Regions from separate parts of the Homo sapiens genome. Here region 2 is linked to region 1. A link is a loop called in an ENCODE intact Hi-C map of the cell type or tissue named here. Cell type or tissue: heart right ventricle. All regions are shown on one strand.

Region 1 (8,000 bases):
TTAGCTAGACATAAAGATTCTCCAAGTCCCCACCAGATCGGCTAGACACAGAGCACTAATTCGTGCATTTACAAACCTGGAGTTAGACACGGGGTGCGGATTGGTGCATTTACAAACCTTGAGCTAGACACAGAGTGCTGATTGGTGTATTCACAATCCCTTAGCTAGACGTAAAGGTTCTCCAAGTCCCCACTAGACTCAGGAGCCCAGCTGGCTTCACCCAGTGGGTCCTGCACGGGGCGGCAGGTGGAGCTGCCTGCCAGTCCTGTGCCTTGCACCCGCACTCCTCAGCCCTTGGGCGGTAGATGGGACTGGACGCCATGGAGCAGGGGGTGGCGCTCGTCAGGGAGACTCCGGCGGCACAGGAGCCCACGACGGGGGTGGGGGGAGGCTCAGGCATGGCGGGCTGCAGGTCCCGAGCCCGGCCCCGCGGGGAGGCAGCTAAGGCCCGGCGAGAAATCGAGAGCACCGCTGCTGGGACGGCCCTGCTGGGGGACCCTGCGCACCCTCCGCAGCTGCTGGCCCAGGTGCTAAGCCCCTCACTGCCGGAGCCGGCGGGCCGGCCGGCGGCTCTGAGTATGGGGCCCGCCAAGCCCACGCCCACTTGAAACTCTAGCTGGCCCGCAAGCGCCGCACACAGCCCGGGTTCCCGCCCATGCCTCTTCCTCCACACCTCCCCGCAAGCTGAGGGAGCCGGCTCCGGCCTCAGCCATCTCAGGAAGGGGCTCCCACAGTGCAGCGGCGGGCTGAAGGGCTCCTCAAGCGCCGCCAGAGTGGGCGCCCAGGCAGAGGAGGCGCCGAGAGGGAGCGAGGGCTGCCAGCAGGCTGTCACCTCTCAGGATTACAGGCTTAAGCCGCCACACCTGGCCGGCAAATAATCTTTGTAAAGAAAAAACAGAAAACTCTTAGACATATTTCTTTTTCTTTTTTTTAATTGAGACAGTCTCTGTTGCCCAGGTTGGAGTGCAGTGGTACAATCTCAGCTCACTACAACCTCCGCCCCCGGGTTCAAGGGATTCTCCTTCTTCAGCCTCCCCAGTAGCTGGAATTGCAGGTGCCCGCCACCATGCCCAGCTAATTTTTGTATTTTTAGTAGAGACAGGGTTTCACCATGTTGGCCAGACTAGTCTTGAACTCCTGACCTCAGGTGATCTGCCTGCCTCAGCTTCCCAAAGTGCTGGGATGGGATTACAAGCATGAGCCACTACGCCCGGCCCCCAGTTCCTTTTTTGCCCTTCCATCTGGTACTATGTGAGGACATAGCAAGGAGGCACAGCATGAAGAATGGGATCTCGGCAGACACCGAATCTGCCATTGCCTTGATCTTGGCCTTCCCAGCTTATAGAACTGTGAGAAAATAAATTTCTGTTTTTTATAAATTACCCAGTCTTGGGTATTTTGTTATAGCAGAACAAATGAACAAAGACATACACTGAACATTTTGAATGATATGTTGTAGAGACTCTTGATTTTGTTTTTCTCTAAAAACTGTGATTTTTTTCTGATAAGCAGTTAAATTACTAACATGTCATATTGATCCTGTCAAGCCTTGGGATTTGGCTTTCTTAAGGCAGGTCTATTTCATCTTTGCTCTCAGCCCTACAGCATGTCCCTTATTCCTAGGACATAGTGATTTCCCCTAAGGTGAGTGTTGTTTTGGGTCTCAAATGTTCCGCTCTACTTTAGTTGAATCAGAACTCCAACATCTCCCTAACAGATCAAACTTCTAAAATCACTGTTTACCTCTCAGTCCCCTAGAAGCTGTTCTCAGCTAGACTTTGCAGAGTCTGAGTCAATAAATATGCAACTAAAGATCTTGCCAAGGACCTGAAGGAAGCTCCTATACAGATTTCTGATTGTTTCTCTTCAATTGCCTTCTCTCTGGTATCAGACCTGCAAGTTCAAGCAGTCTTAGCTACCCTCACTTTCTGTCTTCATTTTCTCCACCAGGCAAGACTTCAACTATCTGGTTGGGCTCCATTTCCCTACAGTTTGGAAAATGTCTCAAGCAAAAAGTCAGTATTGGTTAGGCATGGTGGCTCATGCCTGTAATCCCAGCACTTTGAGAGGCTGAGGCAACATGGTGAGATCCCATCGCTACAAAAAAGAAAAATTAGTGGGGCATGGTGGCTCATGTCTGCAGTCTCAGCTACTCAGGAGGCTGAGGTAGGAGGATCACTTAAGTCCAGGAAGTCGAGGCTTCAGTGAGCCATGATCGCACCACTGCAAGACAGACTGGGTGACAGAGCAAGACCCTGTCTCAAAAAAACAAAATACAGGCTGGGCATGGCGGCTCATGTCTGTAATCCCAGCACTTTGGGAGGCGAAGGTGGTTGGATCACCCGAGGTCAAGACTTCAAGACCACCCTGACCAACCATGGTCAACATGGTGAAGTCTCATCTCTACTAAAAATTAGCTGGGCGTGGTGATGTGCACCTGTAATCCCAGCTACTCGGGAGGCTGAGGCAGGAGAATCGCTTGAAACTGGGAAGCAAAGGTTGCAGTGAGCTGAGATCACACCATTGCACTCCAGCCTGGGAACAGAAGGAGACTCCATCTCAAAAAAAAAAAAAAAAAAAAAAGGCAGCATGAAAATGGACCTCACTTTGTGTGCTGTCTTTCAAGAATTGCAGTCCTGTGATGTCTACTGTCCAATGCCTAACAATACATGTTCATATATTTTGCCCAGCTTTATAATGCTAATAGCATAAAAATAAACCTGTTGCTCTGTCTTGACAAAGATTGAAAGTACTTTATAGGGCCAGGCCCATTGGCTCACGCCTGTAATCCCAGCACTTTGGGAGGACGAGGAGGGCGGATCGCCTGAGATTGGAAGTTCGAGACCATCCTGACCAACATGGAGAAACCCCATCTCTACTAAAAATACAAAATTAGCCAGGCATGGTGGCACACACCTGTAATCCCAGCTACTCAGGAGGCTGAGGCAGGAGAATCGCTTGAACCCAGGAGGCAGAGGTTGCGGTGAGCCAAGATCGCACCATTGCACTCCAGCCTGGGCAACAGAGTGAAACTCTGCCAAAAAAAAAAAAAAAAAAAAAAGAAAGAAACAAAGAAAGAAAAGAAAGAGCTTTGTATTTTAACACTTCAGTAATTTTCACTTTTCTAGAATAACAAAGACCTCTAACGCAAAAGTCATCAAACACCAGTTTAAAATAAGTTCTAAATTGGGAATGAGAAGACCAGGTTACTCCATGAGTTCTTTTACTGCCTAGTTGTCATTTAAGCTCCCTGATCCTCAGTATTCAACTCTGTAAAAACAACAAGCTGAGCTACACGATCACTGATGTCTCTTTTAGCTCTAGTGTAATACAATTCTTCTATTCCCATTACGTACATTAGATTAATGGGTTGTACTACTTCAGGAATCAAATCAGCGGTTCCTCATTAAGGCAAATGTTTTTTTTGTTTTTTGTTTTGTTTTGTTTTGTTTTGTTTTTTAGAGACAGTCTCACTCTGTCACCCAGGCTGGTGTGCAGTGGCATGATCTCAACTCAATGCAACCTCCACCTCCCAGGCTCAAGCAATTCTATGCTTCTCCCAAGTAGATGGGACTACAGGTGTGCACTGCCACACCCAGGTAATTTTTGTATTTTTAGTAGAGATGGGGTTTCACCAAGTTATCCAGGCTGGTCTCGAACTCTTGAGAACTCTCGAACTCTCAAACTCTGGCCTCAAGTGACCCAACCGCCTCAGCCTCCCAAAGTGCTGGGATTCAAAGCCTGAGCCATCATGCCTGGCCAGGCAAGTCGTTTCTAAAGTTCTCAGTTCCAACAGCCTATTGAGAAACTGTTGAGCCTCCAAGCTCTCTGGAAGTCCTCTCTGATGCTTGAACAATGGTGCATGGAGGTACAGGTTGGTACAGAGGGTGAGAGCCTGTGAGCAAGATAGAGGAGCATGGGTGGTGGACTAAGTAAGACTTCAAAGCCCAAGTAACCCAGCTTCCAAACTCACAATGAGTTCCTATCACTTCTGAATCTGTTGCCTCATCTGTGAAATGGCTAAAATGATCCTGCCTTGCAGGGGTATTCTGGGGGTCAAATAAGATAATGCATGAGTTTGGGGTAAACCTGAAAGGCTTTTTTTCACTGATATTTAAAGATGCATAGGAAGTCCCTTAGTGGCCTCTGAGACATGGCGACTCATACATTAAGGTTTCAAAAGTCTTCCTCACCACCTAATCTCCACCATCTCTGCTACAGGGATGGGGAGCAGTCGGTGTTCAGCAGAAACCCCCAAGGTGGCACCTTGTCACCTATCCCCTTCCTTAAGAAGTAACCAGATTGTCATGTGAGACCAAAAAGAAGAGAAGAGTTGGATCAATTAACACTATGTCAAGAAGGAAGCGGAATAAGTCTATTGGATTTTGAGGAACACAGCTGGGGTCAGGGGCATGCACCTATAGTCTCAGCTACTCAGGAGGTTGGGGCAGGAGGATCTCTTGAGCCCAGGAGTTCGACACCAACCTGGACATCATAGTGAGCCTCTTTAAAAAGGAATAAAATAAAATAAAATAAAGATATTGAGGAATGCAAAAGAAAACATCTCAATCCTGGTCTCTTCAATCTGTCTGCCTACCCACCCAGTGTATTCTCAGAACTAAAGAGATCCAGGGCTTTGGATCCCAGGAGGAGGTCCCCTGAGCCACTTATGAGGACTGGCTCCAGAGGAGAATGACTGAGAACTCCAGAAAACGCACTGAGGAGCGTGTTACCCTGGACTGAGTGAGTGTGTGGAGAATTGCCTTTCTTTGAAGGCCCCAACTTTCTGGACTGGGTCATAGGGCAAAGACCACGGGGTCCAATGGATGGATGGAGGACAATTTGTGTTCATCAGCGCCCTCAAGTGGCGGTGATGAGCAGCTGCAGAGCTGCGGACCAACACTTAGTTTTTTTTTCCCTACTTGAAAATTGAACTTTGGAGAAATTTCCTTTTAGACTGCAAAAGATTCAAAAGGTTCACAGATGATCCTTAAAGGAGAGAGGACCGACCCCAAAAGTGTGATAATGAGCTTTTTGCCAATCTAGTGGATGGTGTGTTGTAGATAAGTTCATACTTACTACATGCATGAAGACCAGGGCTCAACACATGGTAAATACTTAATTAACCATCATTATGAATAAATGAGAGCTTAATCAAATAAAGATTAAGGTATATATGATGGGGACATGACTTCTTAGTTAAAATGCTGTCGACTAAAATGCAAGCTCCAAAAGGGTAGAATTGGGCCAGGCGCAGTGACTCATGCCTGTAATCCCAGCACTTTGGGAGGCCAAGGCCAATGGATCACTTGAGGTCAGGAGTTCAAAACCAGCCACATGGTGAAACCCCGTCTCTACTAAAAATACAAAAATTAGCCGGGTGTGGTGGTGGGTGCCTGTAATCCCAGCTACTCAGGAGGCTGAGGCAGGAGAATCACTTGATCCCAGGAGGCAGAGGTTGCAGTGAGCCAAGATCGTATCACTGTACTCCAGCCTGGGCTACAGAGTGAGACTCAGTCTCAAAAAAATAAATAAATAAAAGGTAGAATTTTTGTTTGTTTTGTCCACTGCTATACTGCCAGCATTTAGAACGGTGCCTGGCATGCTCAACTTGATGAATATTTGTTTAATTGAATGTTAAATGAACTGGGTGGAGGACAAAGTCCAGGCCTCTTGTACCATGCCACACAGCTGTGTCTCAGGCCCTTTACTGTCCAATGTATTTACCACCAGCATGAAGAAAGACTGGGAAGGCTTGTTTGCCAAACCGGCCAAAACACCAAGCAGGGAGAAATAGTCACTATGCTGGATGACTTGTAATATGGTTTGGCTGTGTCCCCACCCAAATCTCATCTTGAATTGTAGTTCCCATAATCCCCACCTGTCATGGGAGGGACCCAGTGGGAGGTAATAGCATGGTTACCCCCACACTGTTTTTCTCATAGTCAGTGTGTTCTCATGAGATCTGATGGTTTTATAAGGGGCCCTTTGCCCAGCACTTCTCTCTCTCCTGCCACAATGAGAAGATGTGTTTGCTTCCCCTTCTGTCATGATTGTAAGTTTCCTGAGGCCTCCCAGCCATGCCGAACTGTGAGTCAATTAAACCTCTTTCCTTTGTAAATTACCCAGTCTTGGGTATTTCTTCACAGTAGTATGAGAATGGACTAATACAACTTCTATCAAGATCCAAACAAAAAGAACTCAAACTAGAAAACTGGGCTGAAACCAACAAGATAAAATGTAATTCATACAAATTCCCACATACACAATGAAAGAATATCAAATGTGCAATTTCAGGATGGAGAAGGCCTGCTTTGTAGCAGTCCCTGATGAAAGGCCTGGAAGGCCGGCAGCCAGGCCTGTATTAACAACACTTGACACAGCTGTGAAAAATCCTTACACGGTGGCAGATACCTTCATTGGAAGAGGGTGTCCAGAATAGGGACAAAGTGGCAGGACAGCTCTCCAGTGCTGCCTGTAGAATGTCACATTCATCTGGGGTGTCACAGGGCTCGGGCCCAGAAATGAAGGGAGGGACACTAAAAATTGCTGTGGAGAAGAGATTAATGGAGGGACATGACTTAATGTTGTCTTCAGCTATGTATAGGGCTGGGCACGATGGCTTACAACGATAATTCCAGCACTTTGGGAGGCCAAGGTGAGAGGATCACTTGAGCCCCAGAGTTTGACACCAGCCTGGGAAACATAGTGAGACCCCATCTCTCCTAAAAATAAAATAATTAGCCCAGCATGGTAGCACTTGCCTGTAGTCCCAGCTACTAGGGAGGCTGAGGCAAGAAGATCACTTGAGTCTCAAAGGTCAAGGCTGCAGTGAGCTGCATTTGTGCCACTGCACTCCAGTCTGGGCAACAGAGTGAGAAGACCCTGTCTCAAAAAAAATGTGTGTGTGTGTGTGTGTGTGTGTGTGTGTGTGTGTGTGTGGTGTGTATGTAACTGCCCTTGGTTCTGGGCACACCCAAAATACAAGTCTAGGACTGTACTATACGGAAATTATGAGGAAGCTTTAAAAGAGCTTTCCAGGCCGGGTGTGGTGGCTTACACCTGTAATCCCAGCACTTTGGGAGGCTGAGGCAGGCAGATCACTTGAGGTCAGGAGTTGGAGACCAGCCTGGCCAACATGGCCAAATCCTGTCTCTACTAAAAATACAAAAATTAGCCAGGAGTGGTGGCGCATGCCTATAATCCCAGCTACTTAGGAGGCTGAGGCAGGAGAATTACTTGAACCTGGGAGGTGGAGGTTGCAGTGAGCCAAGATTGCACCACTACACTCCAGCCTGGGAGACAAAGTGAGACTCCGTCTCAAAAAAAAAAAAAAAAAAAAAAAAAAACAGAACTTTCCAGTTACCTAGAACTGTTCAGAAATAGTATTAGCTGTGTTAGAAAGTTATGGTTCCTTCTCTTTCAAAAAAAAAAAAGAGAGGAGAATGAGAATTTCTATTTATTAAGTGCCTGCTGTATACAGTGCCAGACCAGAAAATGCATATCTCCTTTCTTCTTTCTTCCTGCACGTATTATTAATACAGAATTCTTACATCCAAAACTATCTGTATCCATATCCATAGATGGGTGGTTAATTAGAAAAAAAAGTTAAGGCAAGGAATCATAAAAGATTATACATACATACCTTAAATATTTAACTTAACCCGCCAGAATGCGTTTTTTTCAACTTTGACATAGAACCAAGTCCTGTCTTTGAGAATTGACCTACTAATTGGAGTCTGCATGGTCTCCTTTCATAAACTCCAACCATGATTTCCAGTTTCCATTTTTTTGTTTGTTTTGTTTTTTTGTTTTTTGTTTGTTTGTTTGTTTGTTTTTGAGACAGATTCTCACTCTGTCCCCAGGCTGGAGTGCAGTGTGGCAGGATCTCAGCTCACTGCAACCTCTGCCTCCTGGGTTCAAGCGATTCTCGTGCCTCAACCTTCTGAGTAGCTAGGACTACAGGTGAGAGTTATCATACCTAGCTAATTTTTGTATTT
Region 2 (8,000 bases), 1.4 Mb before region 1:
ATAACTTTGTTTTTATTTTATTTTCTATTACTATTATTTTCGAGACAGCATCTCACCCTGTTGCCCAGGGTAGAGTGTGTAGTGGTGCAATCATGGCTCATTACAGCTTCAACCTCCTGGGTTCAAATAATCTTCCCACCTCAGCCTCCAGGGTAGCTGGGACCACAGGCACATGCCACCATGCCCGGCTTAATTTTTTAAATTTTTGGTAGAGATGGTGTGATGGTTACTATTGAGTGTCAACTTGATTGGACTGAAAGATGCCAAGTATTGATGCCAAGTATTGAGTGTGTCTGTGAGAGTGTTGCCAAAGGAGGTTAACATTTGAGTCAGTGGGCTGGGGAAGGCACACCCACCCTTAATCTGGTGAGAACCATCTCATCAGCTGCCAGTGAATATAAAGCAGGCAGAAAAAGGCGAGACTGACCTAGCCTCCCAGCCTACATCTTTCTCCCATGCTGGATGCTTCCTGTCCTCAAACATCAGACTCTAAGCTCTTCAGTTTCGAGACTCAGACTGGCTCTCCTTGTGCCTCAAGCTTGTAGACAGCCTACTGTGGGAACTTGTGATTGTGTAAGTTAATAATAAACTCCCCTTTATATATATAGAGATATAGATATTTATATAGATAGCTATATATATTTATATTTATATAGATATCTATATCTATATCTATATCTATATCTATATCTATATCTATATCTATATCTATATCTATATCTATATATCTCCTATTAGTTCTGTCCCTCTAGAGAACCCTGACTAATACAGGTTTTGGTACCAGGAGTGGTTCTAAAGGAACAGAATATTAAGGATGGAGTTCTTTTGTTGGTTTTGGGGTTTCTGGAGTTGGCTGCTTAATCTGATTAGACCCAAAAATGCTAAGGACTCTACTCCTAATAGTATGGAGAACACTGATAGTCCTTGGCATGAACTGTTTACAGAATTATGCAAAATAAATGCATTTGACACTCCTGATTCACTGCTCGTGAGAGGCAAGGAGTTTAGTGACTCTATGTAATAAATTTGACCATATGTGGAGAACCAAGGAACATAATGAAGCTGGTTGGTTGCTCCTCAGTTCAGTGGACAAACTGATGAAAGAAAATGATGAACTCTTCTACCTCAGTAAAATTTCTAGGGGTCCAGTGGTGTGGGGCCTGTCGAGATATTCCTTCTAAGGTGAAGGATAAGTTGCTGCATTCGGCCCTTCCTACAACCAAGAAAGAGGCACAATGCCTAGTGGGCCTATCTGGATTTTGAAGGCAGCACATTCCTCATTTGGGTGTGTTACTCTGGCCCATTTATTGAGTGACCTGAAAGGCTGCCAGTTTTGAATGGGGTCCACAACAGGAGAAGGCTCTGCAATAGGTCCAGGCTGCTGTGCAAGCTGCTCTGCCACTTGGGCCATATGACCCAGCAGATCCAATGGTGCTTGAGGTGTCAGTGGCAGATAGGGATGCTGTTTGGAGCCTCTCGCAGACCCCCATAGGTGAATCACAGTGGAGGCCTCTAGGATTTTGGAGCAAGGCCCCGCCATCTTCTGCAGATAACTACTCTCCTTTTGAGAGACAGCTCTTGGCCTGTTACTGGGCTTTGGTGGAAACTGAACGTTTGACTATGGGTCATCAAGTCACCATGCGACCTGAACTGCCTATCATGAACTGGGTGCTTTCTGACCTATCTAGCCATAAAGTGGGTCGTGCACAGCAGCATTCCATCATCAAATGGAAATGCTATATATGTGATCAGGCTCAAGCAGGTCCTGAAGGTATAAGTTACATGAGAAAGTGGCACAAATGCCCATGGTCTCCACTCGCCACCCTGCCTTCTCTCCTCCAGCCTGCACCGATGGCCTCATGGGGAGTTCCCTATGATCAGTTGACAGGGGAAGAGAAGACTAGGGCCTGGTTCACAGACGGTTCTCCACGATATGCAGGCACCACCTGAAAGTGGACAGCTGCGGCACTACAGCCCCTTTCTAGGACATCCCTGAAGGATACCAGTGAAGGGAAATCTTCCCAGTGGGCAGAACTTCGAACAGTGCACCTGGTTGTGCACTTTGCATGGAAGGAGAAATGGCCAGATATGCGGTTATATACCAATTCATGGGCTGTAGCCAGTGGTTTGGCTGGATGGTCAGGGACTTGGAAGAAGCATGATTGGAAGACTGGTGACAAAAGAATTTTGGGGAAGAGGTATGTGGATGGACCTCTCTGAGTAGTCAAAAACTGTGAAGATATTTGTATCCCAAGTGAGTGCTCACCAACGGATGACCTCAGCAGAGGAGGATTTTAATAATCAAGTGGATATGATAACCCATTCTGTGGATACCACTCAGCCTCTTTCCCCAGCCACCCCTGTCATTGCCCAATGGGCCCATGAACAAAGTGGCCATGGTGGCAGGGATGTGGGCTCAGCAACATGGACTTCCACTCACCAAGGCTGACCTGGCTACGGCCACTGCTGAGTGCCCAATTTGCCAGCAGCAGAGACCAACACTGAGCCCTCAATATGGCACCATTCCTCAGGGTGATCGGCGAGCTACCTGGTGGCAGGTTGATTATATTGGACCTCTTCCATCACAGAAAGGGCAGAGGTTTGTCCTCACTGGAACAGACACTTACTCCGGATGTGGGTTTGCCTATCCTGCACGCAATGCTTCTGCCAAGATTACCATCCATGGACTCACAGAATGCCTTATTCACTGTCATGGTATTCCACACAGCATTGCCTCTGACCAAGTTACTCACTTTATGGCTAAAGAAGTGTGGCAGTGGGCTCATGCTCATGGGATTCACTGGTCATTCGCAGGATGAAGGTCCCCATCATCCTGAAGCAGCTAGACTGATAGAACGGTGGAATGGCCTTTTGAAGTCACAATTACAACACCAATTACATGACAATACTTTGCAGGACTGGGACAAAGTTCTCCAGAAGGCCGTGTATGCTCTGCATCAGCATCCAGTATATGGTACTGTTTCTTCCATAGTCAGGATTCACGAGTCCAGGGACCAAGGGGTGGAAGTGGAAGTGGCACCACCCATCATCACCCCTAGTGATCCATTAGCAACATTTTTGCTTCCTGTTCCCACAACATTACGTTCTGCTGGCCTAGAGGTCTTTGTTTCAGAGGAAGGAACACTGCCAACAGGAGACACAACAATGATTCCATTAAACTGAAAGTTAAGATTGCCACCTGGACACTTTGGGCTCTACCTACCATTAAGTCAGCAGGCTAAGAAGGGAGTTACAGTATTGGCTGGGGTGACTGACCTGGACTATCAAGATGAAATCAGTCTACTACTCCATAACAGAGGTAAGAAAGAGTATGCAAGAAATACAGGAGATCCATTAGGGTGTCGCTTAGTATTACCATGCTCTGTGATTAAGGTCAATTGGAAACTACAACAGCCCATTCCAGTCAGGACTACAAATGGTCCAGACCCTTCAGGAATGAAGGGTTGGGTCACTCCACTAGGAGAAAAACCCACAACGTGCTGAGGTGCTTGCTAAAGGCAAAGAGAATAAAGAATGGGTAGCAGAAGAAGGTGGTCATCAATACCAGCTATGACCATGTGACCAGCTGCAGAAACAAGGACGGTAACTGTCATATTTCCTCCTTATTTTGTTAAAAACATGTTTGTGCATGTATACACTTGTACTAAGAAAATATCTTCATTTTATTTCCTTTTTCCTTTATCATGTGACATAAGATTTATTGACTTCACATCAGCATTTAAGTACTGTTAACTTTATGTAATAGCATTTGGGTTGGGGATTGGTGCATTTCTGGTTGTACGAAGGATAGTTGTATTATGTTAGGTGTAATTATAACCTTATTATTGTCTTTATTTGAAGATTATGTATGATCTCAGGAGATGTGTATGAGTTCAAGTTGACAAGGGATGGACTTGTGACGGTAAATACCGAGTGTTAACTTGACTGGATTGAAGGATGCAAAGTATTGATCCTGGGTGTGTCTGTGAGGGTGTTGCCAAAGGAGGTTAACATTTGAGTCAGTGGGCTGGGGAAGGCAGATCCAACCTCAATCTGGTGCACCATCTAATAAGCTGCCAATGAATATAAAGCAGGCAGAAAAACATAAGAAGGTGAGACTGGCCTAGCCTCCCAGCCTACATCTTTCTCCCATGCTGAATGCTTCCTGTCCTCGAACATCAGACTCCAAGTTCTTTAGTTTTGAGACTTGGACTGGCTTCCTTGCTCCTCAAGCTTGCAGACAGCCTATTGTGGGACCTTGTGATCATGTAAGTCAATACTTAATAAACTCCCCTTTATATTTATATATATATATTTATATAATATAAATCCTATATATTTTATATATCCTATATATTTTATATATCTATATATATATCATATATATGATATATATATGCTATTCTGTCCCTTTAGAGATCCTTGATTAATACAGATGGGGTCCCACTATGCTGCCCAGGCTGCTTTCAAGTAAGCCTCCCACCACAACCTTCCAAAATGCTGGGATTACAGGCATGAGCCGCTGCACCCAGCCACAACTTTGTTATGAACAATTTGTACAGCTATAGAAATGAATGACTTTCTTACTTTTTTTTTTTTGAGACAGGGTCTTAACTCTGTCACCCAGGCTGGAGTGCAGTGGTGTGACCACAGCCACTGCAGGCTCAACCTCTGGGACTCAGGTGATTCTCCCATCTCAGCCTCCCAAGTAGCTGGGACTACAGGTGCGTGCCACCACGCTTGGCTAGTTTTTTGTATCTTTTGTAGAGATGGGGTTTCGCCATGTTGGCCAGGCTGGTCTCGAACTTCTGGGCTCAAGCAATCCTCTTGACTCAGCCTCCCAAAGTGCTGGGATTACAGGGATGAGCCACCATGTTTGGCCAAGTTTTTATATATTCTTATTTGGCTATGGCATGAACTTTTGTGGTATAATCCCAGTCACTTAAAAAAATATTAAAATATCAGTTTCGGAACCAAACTAAGGTAAGGAGAGCATGTTTGAATGTAATGATGTGTGAGATCTTGCCAGGAAATTGTCATTAGGCAACTGGTTGCTAATTAACCAGTGACAGAATTAACTTAGAAGCAAATTGCCTCAACAATCAAATTCACAGATTTTTCCAATTTTCTGCTTACTCAGGTTGCTTCTTCTAGATCCCTTTTGATCTATTTTCAGCTATGGATTCATGAGAATCAAGACTAAGCAGCCTGAATTGAAGGAGTAACAGTATCACCTAACAATGATTTTGCTGCCATAGTAGCTGTTTGTATACTGGCCATATGCCTAGGTAAAATGAGGCCAGATCACTCTCAGAGTTTTCTATCAGAGTTGGTGGTGAACTACTGCTCACTGATAATGGTATGTGCCCATCAATGGCAGTATAATTTTGACCCAAGATATTACTTTAATGCATAAAATTTTATAATCAACTGACAATTATAACCAGAAATATAACTAGGAATATGACAGAACCTATCACTTTAATTTTGTGAGTGGAAAATAACTTAAATATGATAGTATTATATCCCTGGGAAATAAAAAAAAATTCAACTGTATACCAAAAAGCCTGAATCAATCCCACATTTCTACATAAAAACTAGACCAACAACAAGCTGACAGGATTGTAGCAGTTCTTATGTGCATACTGGAGGCAGGCAGAAGGGATGGCATTCCAAGCATGAATAGCCCTACAACAAAGTCAACTGTCCCAAAATGCGGCAACCAAAACATGTAAAGCCCAAAAACTTGTCTAAGTAGCAACTATTTAAACATGTTGAGCTTTTAAGTGATCAAATTCTGTCCTATCTTCCTTCAGTACCCACACCTACACATCAACTTTACATAACTGTCAAAAGGGGAAGTTACCTTTGAAATGATGTAACAGCAACTGCATCTTTTGTTCGTGCTCCTTTTGCTGGAGGGTCAGTCTCCGGTCACACTGCAATTTTAGATGGTCCAGTGCAGATTCTAATTCACGAACCATATTATCCCGTTCCAGAACTTTCATTTTCATTTCTTCATTATATAATTGTTGTTTCCGTTCAGCTTCTCGCAAATTCACCACCTAACAAATACATATTTTGACCTGTTAAGTGTGTCTTAGATAAGCTAATATAATAATCTACTTTTCTTAGGCTACTTCAAGATGAACTTCCTTAATCTCCATAGTGTAAATGATTCCTGCCAGGTATTGGGTCCTTAGGCAAATGCTTTGTAACATATTCACAAAACAACCTAACAGCCTTTTGAATTTGTTAGAATTCAGGCCAGGCACGGTGGCTCACGTCTGTAGTCCTAGCAGTTTGGGAGTCTGAGGTGGGGGGATCACTTGAGGTGAGGAGTTCGAGACCAACCTGACCAACATAGTAAAACCCCGTCTCTACTAAAAAATATATATAAAATTAGCTGGGTGTGGTGGTGCACACCTGTAATCCCAGCTACTTGGGAGGCTGAAGCAGGCGAATGGCTTGAACCTGGGAGGCGGAGTCTGCAGTGGAGCCAAGATCGCCCCATTGCACTCCAGCCTGGGTGCAAGAGCAAAACTCCGCCGCAAAAAAAAAAAAAAAAAAAAAAAAAAAAAAGAATTTGTTGGAATTCTGAATTGATGACACTTTCTTTTTTTTTTTTTTTTTTTTTTGAGAAGGAGTCTCTCTCTGTCACCCAAGCTGGAGTGCAGTCGTGCAATCTCGGCTCACTGCAAGCTCCGCCTCCCAGGTTCATGCCATTCTCTTGCCTCAGCCTCCCGAGTAGCTGGGACTACAGGCGCCCGCCACCAAGTCCAGCTAATTTTTTGTATTTTTAGTAGAGATGGGGTTTCACCGTGTTAGCTAGGATGGTCTCGATCTCCTGACCTCGTGATCTGCCCACCTCAGCCTCCCAAAGTGCTGGGATTACAGGCGTGAGCCACTGTGCCCAGCCGACACTTTCATTTTTAATATATTGTTGCTCTAATGATCACCCTTCCATAATTTCTTAAATGTAATCTATGCAGTTTACATTTAATAATTCTGTAACTTTATTTCTCTAGTCTAAGTGGATAGTGAGAGGGTAAAGATTCTTGAAACATCTAGACAATTCCAAGTTTTAACTCCAGAATGGATGTTATAAATAAGTGACAGTTTGGTTGTTTTGTTGTTGTTGTTATTGTTAAGATGGAGTCTCACTCTGTCACCTCAGGTTGGAGTGCAGTGGTGCAATCATAGTTCACTGCAGCTTCCAACTCCTGAGATCAAGTGATCCTCCCACCTCAGCCTCCCACATAGCTGGGACCACAGGTACATGCCATCATGCCTGGCTAAGTTTTTTAAAAAATTTTTTCGTAGAGACAGGGTCTCACTATGTTGCCCAAGCTGGTCTTGAATTCCTGGACTCAAGTGATCCTCCTGCCTTGGGTCCTAAAGCACTGGGATTATAGGCGTGAGCCACCACACCCAGCCATGTTATGCATTTTGTCTACTGGATTCTTCCCTGCTGATGTGAAGTAAAAATACTTCAGACAATGTCTATATCACAGAACTTGTTAATAATCTAATGACCTCTCCAGAAAAATAATCATTAATACAAGGGTTCCCAGGATCAGAAAATCCACTGACCTTAGCCAGGTTGCCTTGCTTTAAGAGTAGCACAAGGGCCAGGCACGGTGGCTCACACCTGTAATCCCAGCACTTTGGGAGGCCGAGGCGGGAGGATCACGAGGTCAGGAGTTTGAGACCAGCCTGGCCAACATGGTGAAACCCCATCTCTACTAAAAATACAAAAATGAGCTGGGCATGGCAGCACACGCCTGTAATCCTAGCTACTCAGGAGGCTGAGGCAGGAGAATTGCTTGAACCCAGGGGGCGGAGGTTGCAGTGAGCCGAGATCACACCAGTCTGGACAACAGAGTGAGACTCCATCTCAGGGAAAAAAAAAAAAAAGAACAGCATAAAGAGTTATCTATATCAGGCTGGGCGCGGTGGCTCACGCCTGTAATCCCAGCACTTTGGGAGGCCGAGGCGGG

Evidence for each region. Peaks named below come from ENCODE experiments on the same cell type or tissue, not always from the same donor. Only the 100,000 strongest peaks of a DNase experiment are listed, where the experiment ranks them.
Region 2: a loop joins it to region 1, with 8 times the contacts of the local background. A loop is called at or near these places in 20 of 110 quality-filtered maps.

The regions. Positions count from the first base shown.
Region 1 is chr9:84,401,145-84,409,144 of GRCh38, reverse strand. No RefSeq gene overlaps it. Among named protein-coding and RNA genes, the nearest start is that of SLC28A3, 64 kb to the right of the region's middle. In heart right ventricle, a CTCF peak has its summit at 4,875 (motif pointing left); no DNase peak of the experiment used is centred here; H3K27me3 peaks cover 404 bases.
Region 2 is chr9:85,771,903-85,779,902 of GRCh38, reverse strand. It overlaps a transcript of AGTPBP1 not described here and the pseudogene LOC100419824. Among named protein-coding and RNA genes, the nearest start is that of AGTPBP1, 34 kb to the right of the region's middle. In heart right ventricle, no CTCF peak of the experiment used is centred here; no DNase peak of the experiment used is centred here.